Linked DNA regions of Homo sapiens: region 1 is linked to region 2. A link is a loop called in an ENCODE intact Hi-C map of the cell type or tissue named here. Cell type or tissue: endothelial cell of umbilical vein. All regions are shown on one strand. Region 1 overlaps CAPZA2 (capping actin protein of muscle Z-line subunit alpha 2). Region 2 overlaps TES (testin LIM domain protein).

Evidence for each region. Hi-C counts contacts between places; a loop is a spot of excess contacts. Peaks named below come from ENCODE experiments on the same cell type or tissue, not always from the same donor. Only the 100,000 strongest peaks of a DNase experiment are listed, where the experiment ranks them.
Region 1: a loop joins it to region 2, with 4 times the contacts of the local background. A loop is called at or near these places in 11 of 110 quality-filtered maps.

What each region holds. Positions count from the first base shown.
Region 1 is chr7:116,869,747-116,874,746 of GRCh38, reverse strand. All of the region lies in intron 1 of CAPZA2 (capping actin protein of muscle Z-line subunit alpha 2), which reads right to left. It also overlaps the pseudogene LOC100418716. Among named protein-coding and RNA genes, the nearest start is that of CAPZA2, 9.7 kb to the right of the region's middle. In endothelial cell of umbilical vein, no CTCF peak of the experiment used is centred here; DNase peaks (open chromatin) are centred at 2,586, 3,276, 4,276 and 4,946; H3K27ac peaks cover 4,923 bases.
Region 2 is chr7:116,215,559-116,220,558 of GRCh38, reverse strand. The region is part of intron 1 of TES (testin LIM domain protein); the gene reads right to left. Among named protein-coding and RNA genes, the nearest start is that of TES, 7.5 kb to the right of the region's middle. In endothelial cell of umbilical vein, no CTCF peak of the experiment used is centred here; DNase peaks (open chromatin) are centred at 2,208 and 3,258; H3K27ac peaks cover 3,859 bases.

The DNA of each region.
Region 1 (5,000 bases), 650 kb before region 2:
ATGCTGTTTTCTCCATCAAGTAAAAGCACAGTTCACTTTGATAAACCCCACAGGAAACTGTCTTCTGCTTTCCACTATGCACTACTTTCTTTTTGTCAAGTGTCAGGAGATGCTGCTTAGGATCAGAAGTGTCTCTGACTGCAGTGAAAAACACCTTCTGCTGATGCTTGGATATTGCTTGCTATACATTGCACTTGACGTGCTGCTGGCAAAGACAGAGACACTGATGCCCTCAGATTGTATACAACGTGCCTACATCTTGAATCTAAAAAGAAAAATCAGCTTCTCCACATTCTTTCTAGTATGATCAAGAGGCCAGATAAAGAGCCAAGGCAAGTGATACTAACTGGTGTTACGGCATTCACACATCATGTCGGACCAACACATGCAGAAGCCGAACATTTACCACAGTGATGGGAAGAGGTGAGTCACAAAGACCCAAAAAGGACACTACTTGTAGCTAAATCCTGTGGAGTAGTGGTGCCTTACTTTCCTCAAGAAGTTCCTAACTCCCTGGTCCTCCTTAAATGGAAGGTAAAGCATATTTGATATGAGAAGCTGTGATCAAAAGCCTTGGTATCATTATGGGATACCCTGATGAACCAGGCAAGTATCAGCAGGTTTTTGAATTGTTGCCTTTGGCCTTGAGTGATATCTCAGAAAAAGTAGTGAGTGCAAAACATCTAGTACTTTTAATGGCCTATGATACTTGGAATATGGAATTTGGAAATGTACAATCTTACACCTACATTGCTGAATAAGACTGAAAAACTTATCAGGGAAAGAGAACAAAGGGAAGGAGGGCTGGATGAACATAAGCTTCACATGTATCTTTCTGCCTTGCAATCCTTGACTGTGTCACTCTTTGCATTAATGGTACAGAATGTACCTTTCTCAAGCAAAGACAAGCTCCATGGTGAAGTACCACAGGTGGAAGTGACTGGGTTCCCTCAGCCTATGTCACCTCTTCAAGATGTGTTTATTACTGGAAGTCAGAAGCAATTGGTAGTGCTACTTCAGTTTTATAATTACCATCTAGAACATGAGGGTACAACGTGAGAGTTTACTGTGGGTTGTCAATCATTACCACAATTTACAGAAATAGATGGCAAAATTAATGTTACTTCACCTGCTTATGTCCATGAATTCTCCAGATTGTTCTAGTGCCTTTGCTGAACATTTGGCAACATGTTTTCAAACACTAAGGTAAAACTTGAGTTCCAGGAGATTTTAAAACTGTCTGAAGAAAACAATTCCTTAACAGGAAATAGAGTCCTCACCAAAGCAGCTATAAAAATGGTAAACTAACAAAAATTAAAAAAAATTTTTTTAAACCTTAAGCAAGGTTTAAAGGAGATGAAAGTATAAAAAGCAGACAATGTATGTGCATGGTAGCACACAGACATACATGTACACACATACACACCACCAAAAAACAACAACAAAAAACAAAACCCCCAAACAGCCATCTAGAGCCATTAAATTTAGAAGCAAAGGACCCTGCACTCTCCAGCAGTCCAAAGGTACACTACTATGGGAAATAGCTATACTAAAAATGACTCACCGTTTAGCTTAAATTCAAATTTACTGAGGCATCAGTATTTTATCTGAGAATCCTACCTAGAGCCCCTATAATTTCCACATGGTATGGGCCGCCATGATCAAGGAAGGAGACATTAGGGTAGGAATTTTTCAGATATGAACGGCAGTCAGACTCACCTGGAAAGCTTGGAAAAAATACAGATTCCCACCCTCTATTCCAGACCCAGTGAATCTATCTCCAGAGAATGGGGACCTAGAAATCTATGTTTTAGAAAATCTCTCCACGTGATTCTGAAAGGTGACCAGATATTGCACCCATGCCCTAAGGGACTTCAGATGTAAAATTTGAAGTGTCTAGTCTTCTTGAGAAATGACTTATAGGTTTTACTTGATTCTCAAGAAAATGTAACACCAAAAAGGGTCACTGCTTTAGACACTGGTAGTAAAATTAAAGGAGCCACTATGCACTTTTCCACTTCAACTAAAAGAATTATTTGAAGTTGTCTTCCACAGCTCTCTAAAAAATGGCTATGTCTTTTGAGAATTAGAGGTAAAACCGGAGGAAAAAACCACTTTTTTGAACTTTATGACATTTAAATAGTTTATGACCAAGTGATCACTATCACATGTCTGTGTGTCAGGTGAATTTATCTTAATATGGGTAAACTTAAGAGTGGTAATTTGTTTTAATAAGTTTTCCTCTAAATTTTTTTCCTTTATAATTATCATTTTGATTGGTAATTAAAAACAGGGCCCACAGCACTTAACCTGAAACTGGGTCATCTAAAGAACTCAACATTGATTCTTCTTTAAATATGTTTTTACCATTTATTTAAAATATGAAGAAACCCATGAATCCAAAGTAGGCATTATCATCAACTAAAAGAAAGTAAGTTATGTAAACTATTCTTTATCTTACGTTTTCAATTTCCTTTTCCCTTCTGAATCATTTCCCTTATACACCCTAGAATGTTCTCTTACAAAAAAAAAGTATTCTTAAAATGAAATAGCAGGAAAAAACAAAGTAGTAATACATATTTTTCTCTTTTGTTTCACTACCAATTTTTTTCAAGAATAATTTGTACTTACTGTCTCCACTCCTCATCCTTTAGTCAACATTTATTGAGCCCCTAATACAGTGATACAGTGAGACTCAATCCTAGTTGCACATTCAGATCACCTGGGAAGCTTTAAAACAACAACAACAACAACAACAAAAAGGAATTACAGACACTCCAGGCCTCACCCACAAGAGGAGCCTGTGCGTTCATTTTGTTTATAAACTCTCCAGTTGATTCTAATGTGCAGCCAGAGTTGAAAATCACTGATTTAATACAGGCTAGGCGCTCTACTGGAATTACAAAGATGGTGAAGACATAAGGCCTGGCCCTGAAGAACACAGGAAATAAGGACAACAGGTAAATTTATTAAAACTGGTAAATGTTATAACAAAGATAAGTACAAATTGCTTAGGGAGCAGAGGTATGTCAGGATACAAAAGAAGAGAAGAAAGTCCTTGAGTCTGGTTATCCAAAGATGAGTAGTTTACAAGGCAAACAAGACTGAAATGCCGTTTCTGGAAAAGGGAAAATACACACATACTTTTTATTATAGACTCCAGTTATCTGGCTTATGTCTCTCCACTCCTTGCTCCAAACACTAGTAAAATTATTCTCTTGAAGGCCACTAATCCCTAGTCCACCACTTAAACAGCCTTAACTGCACCAGTTTCCTGTCTGTACAATGAAGATAATAACAAGGTTATTCTGACAATTAATAGAGAGAATACATGTTAAAGTCCCTGGCATAGAGTAGGTATAATTTGTTTCTCATTCCTTTCTCTTAAATCCAAAGGCTTTTTTCAATCTCATACTCCTTAATCTCTGCAACACTGAGCACCGCTCCTTCTTGAAATTCTCGTCACATTCTGTGACCTCAGCACCTACTCTGTGCTAGCTATCAGTAGGTAACACTTCGACCTCAAGGGTTTCTCCTCACCTTTAGGTCTCTCTCCACTTCTTATTCCTCAAATCAAAGTATAAAGTATACGCTTCCTGCCCTCTCCTCTTTCCCATGTCTAAGCTTTTTGTCCTAAAGGGCTTATCCCATCTCGCTTTAACCCACAAAAAGAGGATTCTCAAATCTCTATATAATCTCTGGAGCTGACCTCTTTTCCAAGCTGTTTCTCTATCTCCGTATCTGCTAGGCATTTTCACATAGACAATGACTAGCATCTCAAACTCCGTACAACCAAAACTAAATTCACCATTATTCCTCCCAGCTGTGTATCCTCTTTCCTGTGTTCTCCAGTTGTTACTAGTGGTACCAATTCCCAGTCATCCAGACTTTAATGTTCACAGTTTTCTCTGACTCACGCCTTTCCCCTATATTCATTTATCAAGTCTTCTTGATTCCAACTCTAAAATCTATTGGCGATCTTTTTTTCCTCCATTTCTTGTGGGACGAACTTAAACCAGGTCCTAAAGTCCACTTAAGCCAGGTTCTCAACTGTTCTTACCAGCTCTAATCTATCTAGACTCATGGGTCTCAACAAGGGGTGAATCTGTCCACCAGGAGACATTCTGGATTGGTAAGCCTGGGTTATGGTAGTGGCATATCATGTGGGCTAAGGATGTTGCTAAACACCCTACAACGCACAGCATGTCCACCTGCCCAACAATATCTGGCCCAAACTGTCAACATTGATGAGATGGAAAAACCCTGACAGTCAGCTGTTAAACAGCACAATTCACCTTTGCATCTCTTATTGTAAAAGTACCAAATATAGAGTAGACACTCAACTATTTAACTGAATTCTTTTTACACAAAACTCACTGCCTGCTTGTTCCCACTTTCCTGTTATTTTTCCCTATGTTGTGCTCTCTGGTATGAGCTTGACCCCAACTGATGTTTACCATACCCCTAGGCAGAAGTAGCTTTTCTATCTTCTAAATTTTTAGACCCAATTTAGTATGTATATTACATATGTCCAATTCCTCTTCGAATCTAGTTTTGCATTATATCTACCTTCCAGGTGATCGCTACACTTTAGTGAATTTAAAACTTAATCTATGCTGTCATTACTGCTATTCACAAATATTCCAATTCTCCTCTTCTGCCCTGACCTTTCTGAAATTAGGTTTATACATGTAACTTGCTTTAGCTAATTGAAATCTGAGCAGAAGTGACGTGAGCTCCTTCCAGCTACTCGGAAGGCTGAGGCAGGAGAATTGCCTGAACCCGGGAGGCAGAGGTTGCAGTGAGCCGAGATTGTGCCACTGCACTCAAGCCTAGGTGACAGAGTAACACTCCGTCTCAAAAAAACAAAACAAAACAAAAAAAACAAGTGTGCAATTCATTCCATTTCCTTCCCACCACTGCAGTGACTGAGAAGAAAGTTTAGATGGAAGCTCTCTAACCAACTGGAACGCTAAATTACTTCCCTGAGCAGGGCTCTC
Region 2 (5,000 bases):
AATTTCACAATAATCCAATAAAGAAGTACTATCCATGTTTTGCAGATTAGATCTCTGAAACCAAGGAGCAACTGTTGCCAAATTACTGAGTAAATATCAAAGGTGGGATCCAAATCTATGTCTGGAAAAGTCAAAGTCTGCGCTGCTTCCTTTAAATTCCCTAACTGTTAGAGAAAAGTGGGCAACAGTGGTCCACAGGATGATCCTACCCTCTGGCTTAATTTTATCTGGTCCATGAGAAAGTAACAATGAATAACATCACTACTGGTTTACCTGGGACATCTTAAAAGAGCTGTGGAGTTAGGCCACTGAAATCTGTCTTGCCTCTTTTTACCTTTAAATTCTGCCAATTATCTTGGGATAACCTTCTATTCCATTACCAAAGATAGAGTCTAACACATATTATTGGAATGTTCACAGAATATATTTTCCATTTGTTGCAGTATATAAAAGGTAATATTTTGTAATTCCCCTTCAAAACCTTAGGCAACTTGCCATTTCCCAAAGAAATGAGTTTTACATGTCTTCGTTTAACACGGAAGTCACATGACCCGGCTGGAATGAATTTGGAGAGGCCTATGTTTCAAAGCTAACAGAAGAGTGACCAGATTAAAAAAAGGAAACCCTAAATATCAAGTAAGGGATACTGCAAAGTTAACTTTCCTCTACAGTTTTTCAGAATGACCAAAAACTACTCTGCTTTGAAACGTGTAGTCTGATACCATACAGAATATCATCTCAGAATACTCTTGATACATGAAAGATCTTCAGAAAAGTATCCTCAAGCCCCTACATTCAACTGTCCCTCTATAGCACACGTGGTAGACTGAAGTAATGGTCCCAATCCTTCATTCCCACGTAATAGTATTCAACATCATATCCCTGCCCTAGCCTCATAGTTGCTAGACTGGACTTCTCTCCTTGACTTCAGAACTGGACATGTGACTGCTTTGGCATAAGAAGAGGCTTAAAAGGTGCTCCTGCAGTTGGGCATGACCTTTACTGTTGGCTTCACTGATCTAAGAAGGATGAAAACCTGGCAACATTGTGGTCCCAGTCCACAGCTCAGAGTCCAGACCAGCCTAAATGAGCTAGACTCTACTGTGAAATTTCCTCCTCTCTCTCAATAGATGACACAATGTATTAAATAATCATCACAGTTAAGGGAGATCAGAAACTCTTCAGCTGTGGGCTAGGGTCTTATACTAGCTCAGTGACATACCTCTTTAATTCAAACCTGTACTGTGGAAAAATTACAAATTACTGCAGCTCATCTACTTTAGCTTTATTTTAGAAGAGACAAAACTGAAAATGTCAAGGGTGGTTTTACTGACTTTTCACAGCCAGGTACCTTTGGTTCATGCTATTTCCTCTTTATGGAATGCTTTCTTTGCCTAATGAAAGCTTCTTTATTCTATAGGAGGTGTTTCCTTGATAAAATAATCGCAACCCACACAATTAAAGTTAGTTACTTCTGCTTCTAAGACTTCATAACAGTTGTTTGTATTTCTATTATTGCTGTGCTACTCAAAGTGGCAGTTCACAAAGTGTAAGTCACTAGTCTGTGATGAGATAGGCAGAGAAACTGACAGTAGGCAATTAGGAACTACTATATACTTAAAGTAATTTTGTGTCTCTTGCATTTAATAATTTTTTTAATTGGCCCTGTATTTGTCTTTTAAGTAATAAATTTTTATTGTGTTTTTAAAAATATCAACCAATGATTAATTTTTGTTTATAAAAAGGTTCCTCATCCCAGATAAGAAATTGTATTATAGCACTTATGTCATTCTATCCAGCACTGTAGTTAACTTACACATCTGTTTTGCTCACTCATCTTCCTTCCTTTTTTAAAAAAAAATCTATCAAAGGTGACATCGGTATTTTGCTCAAGAGGTGATACTGATAGATATGGAGTTTAGAGTCTGTAGTTTTAAATCTAAACTGCACTTTTAATATTCTCTACGAAAAACAAAGGGTAATTTTTTTAACCCCCAGTTATTTTTATTGTAGGCCAGTATCTCATAAAGGAAAAATCAGATCCTTGATCCTTACTTTGTGACTCATTCTGTTAAGACTGTCACGTTGTGGTCATATAAAAACAAAAATCCACCTAACATCTACATGGTCATTTTTCAATGAAACATGATATCACTTTATCATCAAACAAAGCAAGGGAAAAGTTCATTGTGGCTAGAGATGCATTAATGGACTCCTTATCAAGGCATTTCTGCTGGGCTGAATGCCATCTTTTCTGCTGGGCTCGCTGCTCAGATAAGCTATGCAATGAACACCCTGAAACTCCTGTTTACAGCTTTTCACAGTGGCCAGAATGTCACAATGATAAACACAAGCTGAATCACTCATGGTTTGAGGATAATTCAGCATTTCAGATTAAGTATATTTACAGAGTAGTAACTTTGCTGTCATTCAGCAGATGAGATCTCAGCAATCCCCACTAGGCTGGCTTCTAATAACGCTCTCCCACTTTAAGCCATGCTCAAATCTGAGCCGACTCCCCACCATTCTAACAGACTAAGGAACAGAGAAATTGGCAATTCTAAACTATGCTTTTTTACTTTTTTGAATTTGACCAAAATAAATACAGTGATACTTAGAAAATTATAGTCATGCATATCCTTATCGCTCTAATTCCCCATTATCTAACTAGAATGTTAGGTAGACAGGGCACTTAGAACTGAAAATTGACAAAACCATGCTAAATGGCAGCTCTTTTGTAGGAGAGTCAAAGATTGTAGTTGGGCAGTTGAAAAGCATAACCTCTAAATTTAATCCTCTAATAGTGCTTGAGGCAAATTTTAAACATGGATATTTACTCAAAGAACAGTAGTGAAGTTATCAATTACCAAATTATTTTTCTTTAAAATCCTGAAAATCTGCAGTTTTGCAATGTTTTTGATTAGTCTTTTGTTTCCTTATCTTCCTCTCCTAGAAAAAGTTGATTTCATAATTAATAATATAATTTCTCTGGATACCACCACCTTGTAAAAAGTAAAATAATTTCCTGTATATTAATGATTTAATAAACAATTCTTTTAAAATCATAATTTTGGTTACCATGGCAGTAGTTACCAAACAAAAATTAGCTATGACTGCAAACAGGAAATCCAAGAATGACTCTTTTGTAAGGCATTTGTAGGCAGGGAGAAGACTTATAGTTTGTGTATATTATAGGTGTAAGTCTATTTGTATAGCTTTATGCATTCATAATCTTTTTCACATTCTAATACATAAAAGCTGCTTTCTCATTTTCCCATCTTTTACATTTGCTATTACTTAAGACAAATGAAATAAGAATCCCTAATTACAAAGTTTGCAAAACCAAGAATCAAGCCCAGGGATCACCATCAAAATTGCTCACTGTCTGTGTTAGAAACATAGCGTACTGCTAACCTATCAAGAGTTCACTGACGGGTATAATTCCAGTTGTGCTTACTTTCAATATTTACATTGCTCTATCAACACTTGCAATAGCATAATTCTATGATACAAGCTTAAGTTCAGTGTCATTCTTGTTCACAACTATAACCCCAGAGTCTAGAACAGTGCATGGTACGTAAAAAAGCACTCATATAGTTTTTTTTTAATCTTTTAAAATTATTTTAACAGCCTTATTTTGAGAGAGATAACTTTTAAAGAAAATAAATGTTCCATTATTTTTCATTTTCCCATAATTAAATACCAAGGTAAGTAATACATCACTCCTAGACTTATGGGACCCACACTATTACAGCCTTCAGAGCCTTATACTACAGATTTAAATTAATTAAACTTAACCTAATATCTTCAAATACCTCCACAAATATTATGAAAATTAAGTACAAACAAGTTGAAAATAGCTAAGATTTGTGGAAAAAAATTATTTGGTTCAATCTATAGGTTCTTCATGGAATTCACTAACATTTAAACTATGCCATCTCCTTTATGTATATATTTATACATATATGTTCTTCATTTGTGTGATTTTAAAGCACTGTGGAACATTACACATGGTAGACTACTGATATTATTTCCCACGATCAAAGAGTCACAGGACTTGGAGAAACCTCAGAAATCATCTGGTTCCCCTACTGATTTTTATATAAATAGAAATTGATAGCCAAAGTGGTTAATATCACAAAAAATAGTGGACTCGGATCTACCAACTCTCAGCTTAGGGCAATTTTAAATATATTATACTGATAAATGGAAGTGAGAAAACGGATACACTATGGAAGACCTTTCCATACACTATAGATGTTTATATATACTGGAGACTTACTGACCTTTCCTAATTTCTAAACACACTAGTGATTGGTATGTAAAAAAGGTATATACACATTAGCATGGGGCCAACTTGTATTCCTTCTTCTAGTTCTCAGAAAAAGAACACAGGAAGTAGCTTCCATGTTACCAATTTATCACTCTCTTTCCACTAAGAAAGCCCCTCTTGGTAACTCGTGTTGCACACTGATGGTCTATGATGTTGATCGCATGCTAACAATGCTGGATGTCACTCTGGAGCTCCATGAGAGCCTCATGAAATATCTGATCATTTTGGTGTTTCCCACAGCTTCTCAGCTTCATAAGAAATGTTTTTGCATGAAGAATGGGAAATTAAAACAAAAAAATAGTTCTCCCAATATTAAGAGGTTTTTTGTTTGTTTTTTGTTTCTTTTTAGCTGCTCCATTCTTAGCTGTCTGGTCTGCCACTCCAGAGGCACTCTGAACACTTTGCTACAAGGGAAAAGAGGTTTAGCCTACTCATGCTATGTGTAAGGCTTTCTCTCAACTGCAGAGCTCAACACGAGAAAAGACCACGAGCATCCCTTTATAGTTCCAGATGCCATTGGTTAAACTTAACAAAACAAAGAGCCAAATACAGGGTCACTGTTACCTAGGGCCATTTTACATAGTTAGGAGACAGCATTACCATTGGCTCACACCAAAAGTCAGGAAGTTGGGAGAATCTTAGAAGATAAGGTACAGAATATTATTGG